Regions from separate parts of the Homo sapiens genome. Here region 2 is linked to region 1. Evidence: chromatin loops called from intact Hi-C (ENCODE). Cell type or tissue: endothelial cell of umbilical vein. All regions are shown on one strand. Each heading gives the region's core, and the rest is flanking DNA. Links, peaks and the distances in the headings are about the cores only. Region 1 has its middle 54 kb from the start of ABCG1. Region 2 overlaps ABCG1 (ATP binding cassette subfamily G member 1).

The links. Peaks named below come from ENCODE experiments on the same cell type or tissue, not always from the same donor. Only the 100,000 strongest peaks of a DNase experiment are listed, where the experiment ranks them.
Region 2: it touches region 1 in a loop (10-fold over the local background); 12 of 110 quality-filtered maps call a loop at or near these places.

Annotation. Positions count from the first base shown.
Region 1 is chr21:42,162,169-42,167,537 of GRCh38, forward strand. No RefSeq gene overlaps it. Among named protein-coding and RNA genes, the nearest start is that of ABCG1, 54 kb to the right of the region's middle. In endothelial cell of umbilical vein, for the core only: a CTCF peak has its summit at 2,404 (motif pointing right); a DNase peak (open chromatin) is centred at 2,443.
Region 2 is chr21:42,274,821-42,280,189 of GRCh38, forward strand. It overlaps ABCG1 (ATP binding cassette subfamily G member 1), which reads left to right. Exons shown (of 15, transcript NM_016818.3): 5 at 2,075-2,125. Among named protein-coding and RNA genes, the nearest start is that of TFF3, 38 kb to the right of the region's middle. In endothelial cell of umbilical vein, for the core only: no CTCF peak of the experiment used is centred there; a DNase peak (open chromatin) is centred at 3,021; H3K27ac peaks cover 973 bases.

The DNA.
Region 1 (5,369 bases), core at 63-5,062:
GATGGCTGTTCAGGGGCGAGTGTGGGGAGACTCGTGGCTGTGCGGGGGTGAGTCGGGGGAGACTTGTGTGGCTGTGCAGGGGTGAATGGGGGGAGACACATGGCTGGGCAGCAGTGAGTGGGGGGAGGCTTGCATGGCTGTGCAGGGGTAAGTTGGGGAAGACTCCCATGGCTGTGCAGGGGTGAGTTGGGGGAGACTTGCACGGCTGGGCAGTGGTGAGTAGGGGGAGACTCGCATGGCTGTGCAGGGGTGAGCTGGGGAGAGACTCACTTTGCTGTGCAGGGATAAGTGAGGAGGAGACTCAAATGTCTGGGCAGGAGTGAGTGAGCGGTGACTCACATGGCTGGGCAGGGGTGTGTGAGAGAGGGAGACTCACGTGGCTGGGCAGGGGTGAGTGAGGAGGAGACTCACAAGGCTGGGCAGGGGTTAGTAGGGGGTGACTCCTATGGCTGGGCAGAGGTGAGTGGGGAGAGGCTCCCATCGCCGGGCAGGGATGAGTGAGGGGAGACTCATGGCTGTGCAGGGGTGAGTGAGAAAGGGAGACTCCCATGGCTGGGCAGGGGTGAGTTGGGGGAGACTCATGTGGCTGGGTAGGGGTGAGTGGGGGGAGACTCCTATGGCTGGGCAAGGGTGAGTGAGAGGAGACTCATAGGGCTGTGCAGGGATAAGTTGGGGGGAGACTTACGTGGCTGTGCAGGGGTGAGTCGGGGAGACTCGCATAGCTGTGCAGGGGTGAGTGGGAGGAGACTCACGTGGCTGTGCAGGGGTGAGTGGGGGAAGACTCGCATGGCTGTGCAGGGATAAGTGAGCAGGAGACTCACATGTCTGGGCAGGAGTAAGTGGGGTGACTCACATGGCTGGGCAGGGGTGTGTGAGAGAGGGAGACTCACATGGCTGGGTAGGGGTGAGTGAGGAGGAGACTCACATGTCTGTGCAGGGGTTAGTCGGGGGTGACTCCTACGGCTGGGCAGAGGTGAGTCGGGAGAGACTCCCATGGCTGGGCAGGGGTAAGTGAGAGGAGACTGACAGGGCTGTGCAGGGGTGAGTGAGAGAGGGAGACTCACATGGCTGGACAGGGGTGAGTTGGGGGAGACTCACACGGCTGGGTAGGGGTGAGTGGGGGGAGACTCCTATGGCTGGGCAGGGGTGAGTGAGAGGAGACTCACAGGGCTGTGCAGGGGTGTGTGAGAGAGGGAGACTCACATGGCTGGGCAGGAGCTAGTGAGGGTGAGACTGCATGGCTGGGCAGGGGTGGGTGAGGGATGAGGAATGGAGGCAAAGAGCAGATTGCTCCTTAGGGACCTGGGTTGCTAATGGTAAGAGGCTGCTGAGGAGGCTCCTGGTTGCAGAGAAGGGTTTGTTTTCGCCTTCTGCAAGATGGGCAGGTTTGTGGGCTGGAGGGCAGGAGGCGAAGACACAGCCTGGATGAGGGGGAGGAGGAGGGGCTTGGGAAGCAATGGGGAATGGGTCGCTGTGAGCAGAGGGCCCTGCCAGCTTCGGATGGAGGGGCAGTGGTGAAGGAGGGAACGTGAGTGGACAGATGTTAGGGCTCAGTGGGGGGTGCGGGGTGCAGGGTTGGGCCCGCTGGTGGAGTGGAAGTCGGTCATGAGGGATGTGCCAGGTGCCCAGTCCTCAGTGCGGTCAGAGGTGAGCCCCAGGTCAGAGTGCACGGCCTGGGGAGTGTGGTGAGTAGTTAATGGGTGCGAGCCTGTTGACTTCTGCCATTAAAATCTCTTTATTTTGAGATAATTATTATAAGAAGAGTCGATAAGATACACTGCACTCCAGCCTGGGCGACAGAGCAAGACTCCGTCTCAAAAAACAAAAAACAAACAAAAAAAAGAAGGGTAGATAAGATAGTAGTTATCAGAAATAATACAGAGAGCTCATGCGCCCACCTCCCATTGCCCGTGGTAGCATCCTGCCTGACTCGGGACTCTCTGCCCTGTGTTCTGGTCCCTGGGCTCTCCTCATGGTGGCCATGCCCCTGGCATTCCTGTCCTGGATTTCTAAGCCATCTTTGACCTAATTAGAAAGCCTGGCCTACCAACCTGCAGACCAGCTGGGAGAACCCTTAGCCCTGACCCAGTGTCTGGCATGGGCCTCTGGGTTTTAGAATGGGGCTAGTGATCAGAGGAGCTAGTCAAGGTCTTTGGTTGCAGGCCACAGAATATGGGCTGAGAATCCAAGAGGCCAGGGTATGTGGGAACTTGGAGCCGGGGGAATAGCTAAAGAACCAACCAAGAAAGAGCAGTTTCCAGGTAGCTCTGGGGATCCACGTAGTTGAGTCTGCAGGTCACTGCCCTGGGAGGAATTGCTTTTGACAGTTTCACCTCCATCCCTCCATCACCCTGATCTGGGTTTCAAACTAGAGTCTCCTTGGCCTGGCTTGTATCCCAGCCCCACACTTGGCCAGGAGGTGGAGCTCCTTGATTGACAACCTCTAAGCCTGCACACAGGGTCAAAGGCAGCCGTCCAAAGTCAGGCAACTGTGGCCAGAGGAAGGAGAAAGAAACAGACTAATTTGACCCCCAGATCTTGGTTCGATGTTGGGTCAAATTATGGCTGGCACCAGAGCCCAGAAGTTGCAAGGACACTCAAGTGAGAACGTTTGGGTGTAGAGGTGCAAGACAAGTGCATCTGAGAGTTCGAGTCCCAGTGTGGACGTGTCTGGCATTGTGTAGATAGGCAGACTGTGCTGAAACACGTGTAGATCAGTGGCAGAGAACAAAAAGACCTTTAGTTTTCTGGGAAACTGTACTTAAAACTAGTTATGCATCTTGCCGTCATGAAACAGAGTCACTTATTGCCAGTAATCTCCCTATGAGAGTCTACTCAAACTCAGATGGTTTATTTTTTATAACTTTAACCTGGGGACTATGATGTTTGTTTTACTTACTTGTGTGGAGAAATTATATTTACTCATGCTTTGTTCATTTATAGGAAATTGGACTTACTTCCCAACCATATTACATTAACCTATGGACTAACTTGTTTTAATAACCCAGCAGCAATATAAAAGAATGGCCATAGATTCTCTTTGAATAAGGAAAACATCTGTTTTTCTTCTTAAATAGAAAAAAACTCAGTAAGTCTATTAATGATGATTAAAGCTGATTTAAAATACACAGCAAGACTTTCAGTTTAAAAACAGTGTTCTAGGCTGGACGCAGTGGCTCACGCCTGTAATCCCAGCACTGTGTGAGGCCGATGGGGGCGGATCACCTGAGGTCAGGAGTTTGAGACCAGCCTGGCCAACATGGAGAAACCCCATCTCTACTAAAAATACAAAAATTAGCTGGGTGTGGTGGCACATGCCTGTAATCCCACCTACTCGGGAGGCTGAGGTAGGAGAATCACTTGAACCTGGGAGGCAGAGGTTGCAGTGAGCCTAGATCCCGTCACTGCACTCCAGCCTGGGAAACAGAGCAAGACTCCATCTCAAAAAAACAAACAAAAACAGTGGTCTAAGGGCAGAATTTCCCCCTTAACATCTAGGAAGACCCGCACACAACAAGAGGAATAAGAAACATGAGCTCTATCTGTAATGAAATCTGGGTGTACGTGAGACCTCAAGCCATGGAGGTGGAAGAGATATCAAAAGCAGCAGCTGGCCGGGCCCAGTGGCTAAAGCCTCTAATCCCAGCACTTTGGGAGGCCGAGGTGGGCGGATCACCTGAGGTCAGGAGTTCAAGACCAGCCTCCCCAACATGGTGAAACCCCATCTCTACTAAAAATACAAAAATTAGCCGGGCGTGGTGGCGGGCCCCTGTAATCCCCACTACTCGAGAGGCTGAGGCATGAGAATCGCTTGAACCCGGGAGTCAGAGGTTGCAGTGCGCCGAGATCACGCCACTGCACTCCAGCCTGGGCGAAGCAAGGGTGCAGGAAGAAATGGAGACAGAATCTTGCAGCCGCACATTTCAGAAAAGGCCATGGAGGATCGCATCACGAAGGCAAAAGCTGGTATGCAGCAGGGAGATGAGGTCCGTGCGCAGGCAGAGGGGCACCTGCACCTGTGTTGGTTCTGAGAAGTGGAGGATGTGTGGCTGAATGAAGAATTACCCAGCAAACCATACGACGAGGAAGCCGTGTGTTGATGTTGTACCTTTTCATTAGAAAAAGAGAAAGCGTCCCATGTACACGTACGAGAGAACCAAGATCAAACGCGTCAGGTCATTTAATATAAACGAGATAAACAGAAGAATCAAAAACTCAATCCCGTGCCTGTCCAGGAGAGAGTCCTAAAGCTCTGTGACTGAGAGAGCTTGTAAAATGAAACGATGGGCGAAGAACGGATGGACAGCCTCAAACAGAAACGAAGCTGGGTTTATATCCTTAATGTCAGGTAAGGCTGAGTTCAGGGAGAAACACACCAAGGAAGACCAGAATAGGTTCTTTAGAATAATAAAGAATGCAACTGACAACAGATATGTCCCAACTACAAATATTTATGTACCAAAAAGGTGCTTCACCATGCATAGGGTGAAAATTGTGGGAGATACAGTGAGGTACGTGTAGGGCCACGATACTAATAGGAGACTTTAAAGAAAATAACTGTTGTAATGTATTCAATTTCTTTTTGTATTTTCCCCAATATTTTACTATGAAAATGTTTTAAATACACAGAAAAGTTGAAAGAATTGTACAAGAAATGCCCACATGCCCTCCTCCTATGTCAGGGGTCAGCAAATTATAGCCCGTGGGCTAAAGCTCACCCACTACCCGTTATTATATGGGCTGCAAGCTAACAATGGTTTTTCTGTTCTTAAATGGTTAAAAAGTCAAAAGAAAAAATATGTTGGGACACATAAAAATTATATGAAATTCAACTTTCAACATCTACAAATGAAGTTGCATTTGTTTTACAACAGAACCCAGGCACACTCATCATTTGCATAGTGACTATGGCTGGCTTCTAACAACAATGGAAGAAGAGTCGAGCCATCGTGACTGAGATTGTCTGGTCCATAAAATCTGCAATATGCATTCGGCCCTTTATAGGAAAGTGTACCAAACTCTTCCTAGATTCTAAAATGAACATTTTTCTATTATTGCTTTATCACATATTTGCCAATTCCTCTGTCGACAAATCCACTGGTTTTTCGGATGCATTTTAAAGTAAGTTGTAGACACCAATGCACTTCACTTTGCAAGCGCTTCAGCATGCAGATCATTAATTGGAGTTCATTATGAGTTTATAATTCTTTTTTTAAATAAAATTTACAAACAGCAATGTGCATAACTTTTAAGTCTCATCCAAACCTCTCTCACAATGCAGAACGTTAGCCGAGAATCCCCTGTGACCTTTCCCAGGCACTATGGAACCACTAAGGCAACCACAGTGTTGAATTTTCTTCCCTGGGGAT
Region 2 (5,369 bases), core at 186-5,185, 110 kb after region 1:
ACAGACCTAACTGTGAGCAGAGGCAACCACCAGAATCCTCCCATTAAGAGGAGATTGAAAATCAGTGTGCAGCTCCAGTTGCCAGTCATGGCTGGCTTTATGTGGGGGACTGTTTATATTTCTGCTTCCTCCTTGTTCGCTGCAAAAGAAGAGTCCCCAGGCTTCATGTCTCTCCTGGCACCCTAGGGGGCATCCTCAGCTTGATCTGCTCTGTGCTTTGGTCAGTAGATGGGGGTTCGCCTTGGTTTTCCACCTGGAGAGACCCTGACTTGGGTTGGGCAAAGCTTCTTCCCCATGGTGTCTGAGAGTGGCACGTGAAGGGCAGTGCCAAGGGGTTCTTAGCTCAGCAAAGAGAAGCAGGTTACGTTTGCAGACACATGATCTGCTCCCTAAACTTCTTTGTGGGGAAACAGAAGCAGGAACCTGTGGGGCTGTTCCCATTCGTGTTCCCTGGTCCTGCGTGTTCTGTGGGTAAGCAGACGCCATTCCCCTGGGCCCAGCATCCCTGGGCGGTGTGTGCCCCATGGAGCCCTGACTGCTGATCTGGCCTCCAAATGGATGTTCAGATGGGGCGCAGAGGACCTCTGAGGAGTTGGCGAACAGATGCTGCAAAGCAGTCGTGAAGTTTTTCTTGACCCTAATGTTCACTGTTCCATGTATGCCCTAAGTGCAAACTCCATGCACACCCTCTTGATTCCTGAACAGCTCCTGCGTCTTGGGTAGCCCGAGTTTGACTTCTCAGTAAGTTCTTGAGTGAACCCCATGGCCACATGCTCGAGACCCTTCACTGGGACCGCAGCTCAATGGCTGCATTCTCCACAGATGCGACTAGGGACTCCTGCTGTCCTCTCCCAACCTCGCCACCGAACCTGCTGTGAAATGATCTATTTTCACAATCAAATTCAGTTCGATTTTGATTCTGAGAATTTCATGAGGCCCTGGAGAAATACTCTGAGGCTATGGTACATGTTACCACTCAAGGTCCTGTCTCACACGGAGGAGATATTGGCCGCCCGTTGCGGAGTCCGGATCCCACATCAGACACAGTTGTGCATGTTTATGCTTTTCATCCTTGCAGCCAGGCAGACTGAGAAATGGCAGGCAGTGTCACATGGCAGGAGCGTGGGCCTGACCCTGTCCAGCTCTGGGGCCTGAGACCTCTTTGCCCCACACCCCGCCCCCCTCCCCGCCACCGCCCTGCATCTCACCCTCTCCTCTGATCCTCACAGCAACTTCTCTAGCTAATGAGGTGGACAGAGCTTAACCTCACCATTGTGCCAGTGAGGAAATGGAGGTTGCACGTTTGCCCAAGGCCACGGGAGGCAGGAGGGTGGAAGCAAGGCCCGTCCTGTGCATGGTGATCTACTCTGGGTTTTCCCAAGCAGGGCCAGGAGCCCAGTGCTGTGTTAGCAAACGGGATCTCAAAAAACACAACAACAACAAAACGCGGCATCCTGACGTGTCGCCCTCGTAAATTCCTGTGCTGTAAAGACTCTCCTGTGGATAAGTTCAAGCCTCAGCAGTTTAACAGGCGGTTTGTGGAATTCCTAACTCGCACCACTGGTTCCGCCCAGGCTGGTCGCCAAGCCCCTGATGCCTGGGGCTTTCTTACCTCTAAATGGCCCACATCTGACTTCTCTCCTGGGTACAGCAGAGAATTCAACTGAGATAGCAGGAAGCATCGCACATGGACTGCTCTCCTGCCATCCTACCATTGTTAAAGCAGGGGCATCGGAAGCCAAGAACTCCTTGGGTTTTCCATGATGATCAGCTAGCTGCACGGTGGCTAGTGGCACCGTGGCTAGCTGCATGGTGGCTAGTTGCACCGTGGCTAGTGGCCTTATGCCTAGCTGCACTGTGGATAGCTGCACCGTGACTAGTGGCACCGTGGCTAGCTGCACCGTGGCTAGCGGCATTGTGGCTAGCTGCACTGTGGGTAGCTGCACCGTGGCTAGTGGCACTGTGGCTAGCTGCATCTTGGCTAGCTGCACCGTGGCCTGCAGTGCGGGCATGAGGCTCACACTGCCAGTGGCCGTCTGTTCTGCTTCCACACTGTTGTCCTTGTCCCCTGCAGGTGTCGGCACATCTGAAGCTTCAGGAGAAGGATGAAGGCAGAAGGGAAATGGTAAGTGGGTTGTTTGGTGCCCACAAGTGGTCCAGAAAGTGCATGACGTGCATGTGGAAGGTGTGCCTGCCGGGGCATTTTGGCATTGGCTTTTGTTTGTTGATTTGTTTTTGCCTTGCCTTCCGTGTGTGGGACAGGCAACATTTCAGGGAGTGCTGTGGCCTGCAGCAGCCAGAGGCCAAGAAAGGCAGATCTGGTGCACACGCTCATGGCTTTGATTCTCAGATTCAGGAGTCGGAATGTAATGTGAGGGACAACAGACTTGGCACTCATGGGGCCAGAAGATGCCAGCTTCAGGGTTAGACCAAGAGTGCTGCCCTTTTAGTGTTTAATATGATCGATATTAAATTTTTTATAAGACAATAACAATGAAGATGGTTAGTCATTCGTTTAAAAATAACCACCCTCCATCCACCTACACTTGCAAGAAGAAATTTAGTTCTTACATGTTATTAACCGGCCTCTTAAAAAAGAAAATAAATACGTTTCCAGGATGATGAAGACTTTCTAATCCCTTTAGCCATTTTTTTTTTGGCTTCCTAAACCCAGGGAGCAGGGACAGATGCAGGTGGGCAGAGCCAGGGGGAGCAGCAGAAAGCCACACAGAGGAAGGAGGCCACCAGCCTGGACTCACACACCCTCCACGGGAAACCCACTGTCCTCCTCTCCACTGCAGCTAGTGCTGGTGGGATTTTCAGTGTGAGATGGAATTTGGGGAAACCCCCCTTCTATAAGATTATCTTTCTCTCCTAACACCCTTAAAGGCTCACAGTCTGGCAGCAGCTGAGAGTGGGGTTTGCCGGGTTAGTGCCAATGGCTCGACATGGCCCTTTGTGTTCTGGTATAAAATGAAGTGATTGATGGGACAGAGTCAAACATACTGAGGAACAGTCATAGCAATTCTATTTCCGGCATTTCCCCCTCTCCGGTCATCTGTAATAGCTAATATTAAGTAAATGTAAACCACTTTGGTATGGAAAAAAAGAGTTGGACAACCTTAATGCTCCTCCTCCCCCATCAACTGTGCCCTTCAAAACTCAGGATTCAGCCCGTGTCACCGGGGCTGGGGGGTGAAATGCCCGGTGCAGGTGGAAAGAGCCTAATGTCTGAGAGAAGGAAAATGACTCTTTGTTGCTACAGAAAATGTTCTGTGTGGAATTCTTTTATTCTGAGATTGAAAAGAAAATGGATGAGTGGAAACCAAAAGAGAGAAAATGTGGAAATCACATGTGTTCCTGGCCCTTCATGGGGGCAGAAGACCCAGCCTTGTGAGTTTATTGTCTAGGCTGAAAGGCGAGAGCCCCCTCTGGATAGTGTTTTCTAAACAATGTAACGTAGACACCCCCCCACAACACACACACCACCTCCCAAGCCCGAGAATGTTACTTATACCAAGTTATGGAAGATGAGTGTTATGGCCTGAATTCCCCCCAAAAGATGATATGTTAAAGCCTACACCCCAGAAACCCAGAAATGGCTGTATTTGAAGATCGGGTCTTTACAGAAGTAATGAAGTTAAAATGGGGTCATATGGGTGGGCCTCAGTCCAGTCTAACTGTGTCCCTGTAAGAAGAGGAGAGGAGGACCCAGACACACCAAGGGATGGCCCCGTGAGGACACAGGGAGGAGGCGGCATCTGCCAGCCCAGGAGAGGGGCCTCAGGAACCAACCCTGCTGCCCTCGATCTCAGACTTTGGCCTCCAGAATTGAGGCGGGAGTTTCTGTTGTGGAAACCAGCCAGTGTGGGGGACTTCGTTACAGCAGTGAACGTAACAAACGAGAGCCTTAGTTCCAGGCACACAGAAGAACATGGAGAAAAGCAGGTGTCAGAGCTGAGTCTCGGCGAAGTCTCCCATGGGAGATGAACCCAAATCAACAGAACGGGGCCCTGGGATTGAGCCAGGGCGACCTTCACTCTCCCTGTCTGAGGTCAGTTTTGCCACCCCCCAGTCCTGGGCCCTCCTTGCCATCAGCTACAGGACAAGAGGAGAGGCCGGCAAGAGTGTGCAGGGCCCCCATGAAGCAGAGGCTTTTCCACCCGGAGACTCAAGAAGCTGCTCCTCCCGAAGCCTGGATGCAGTGCCCCTGGATCCGCCTTTCAGGGCCCTCCTTCCCATCCCCCGGCCTCCCTGCTTTCATGGGGTGTCGGAAGCACAATCCAATCTCTTTGTCTCGGATAGCCCTCCATCGAGGTCCCAAAGACCCCTCCAGATGCTGGCCTGCAAGCTGAGGGGCGGCTGTGGGGGCTCCAAGGAGAGACGGTGGAAGTGGTCACTGATGCTCGGCGTGGAGGAGGAGCCAAGAGCTCTGGAGAGGGAGGCGCTGGAGAGAGGGAATTCTGTCTCTCTGACCCAAAATAAGGCCCAAGGACAGAGCAAACGGTGGAGAGGGTCTCGGGGATCACCGGAGGCCGGGGGAGCAGACGCAGGAGGCGGAGGGCGGAGAGACTTGCTAACACGGAGAGGCCCTGTGGTGAAGTAGAGCTGAGCACACGGGGGAGCCCTCCATCCTGGCCTCCTGGAACCCACCGGATGGCCTTGGGCCACTGCCTGCTGTGCCCCGAGCCGAGCTTCACCTGTAACGTGGGGACAGGAAGCCAGGCCCCACCTGCCTTTTGGGGCAGTGCAACCTGAACTGGATGGTTTCTTTAAGGTCTCTGAGCTCGATGGAGCCCATGTGATCCATATGGGAGGGGCTGTGGGATTGCTTCCCTGCAGCATAAGGCGACAGCCACCAGCCTTTTCCGGGGTAGCTGGTGAAAGTCGCTCTCCCCATGGGCTGGGCGCACAGTGAGTGCTGCTCAGCAGGCTCCGTGCTGAAGTCACAGCAAGCCAGGCCCTTGGCCTGCCGGAGCTGGAAGACCCAGAACAAGCTGGCATCTTGGTGGAGAATGGAGGCGCCTCCCAGGAGTAGCTACACGGGACCCGAAGGCAGATGGCACCCATAGGTGTGTGTCCTCGTGGTGCCTGGGCCCTGCCTAAGACACGGCCCGGATGAGAGCCTCCAGCTATTTTCAACTGGGTTTACAAGGGCAAAAATATCAGCTCATGTGGCTGAATCATCCCTGAGGGGTGAGCCCCTGGCGCCGTCCTCAGATTCCTCTTCGGCTGGATTGAACAATGCAGAGAGCCCTCCCCACAGGACCTGGAGGCCACGCTGCGTCCTGCACATGCTCCTCACCAGCAGACCCAGCTGTTCCTCAGCCATGGCACAGGTGCATGCCTCGCCATCGGGCCCACCATCA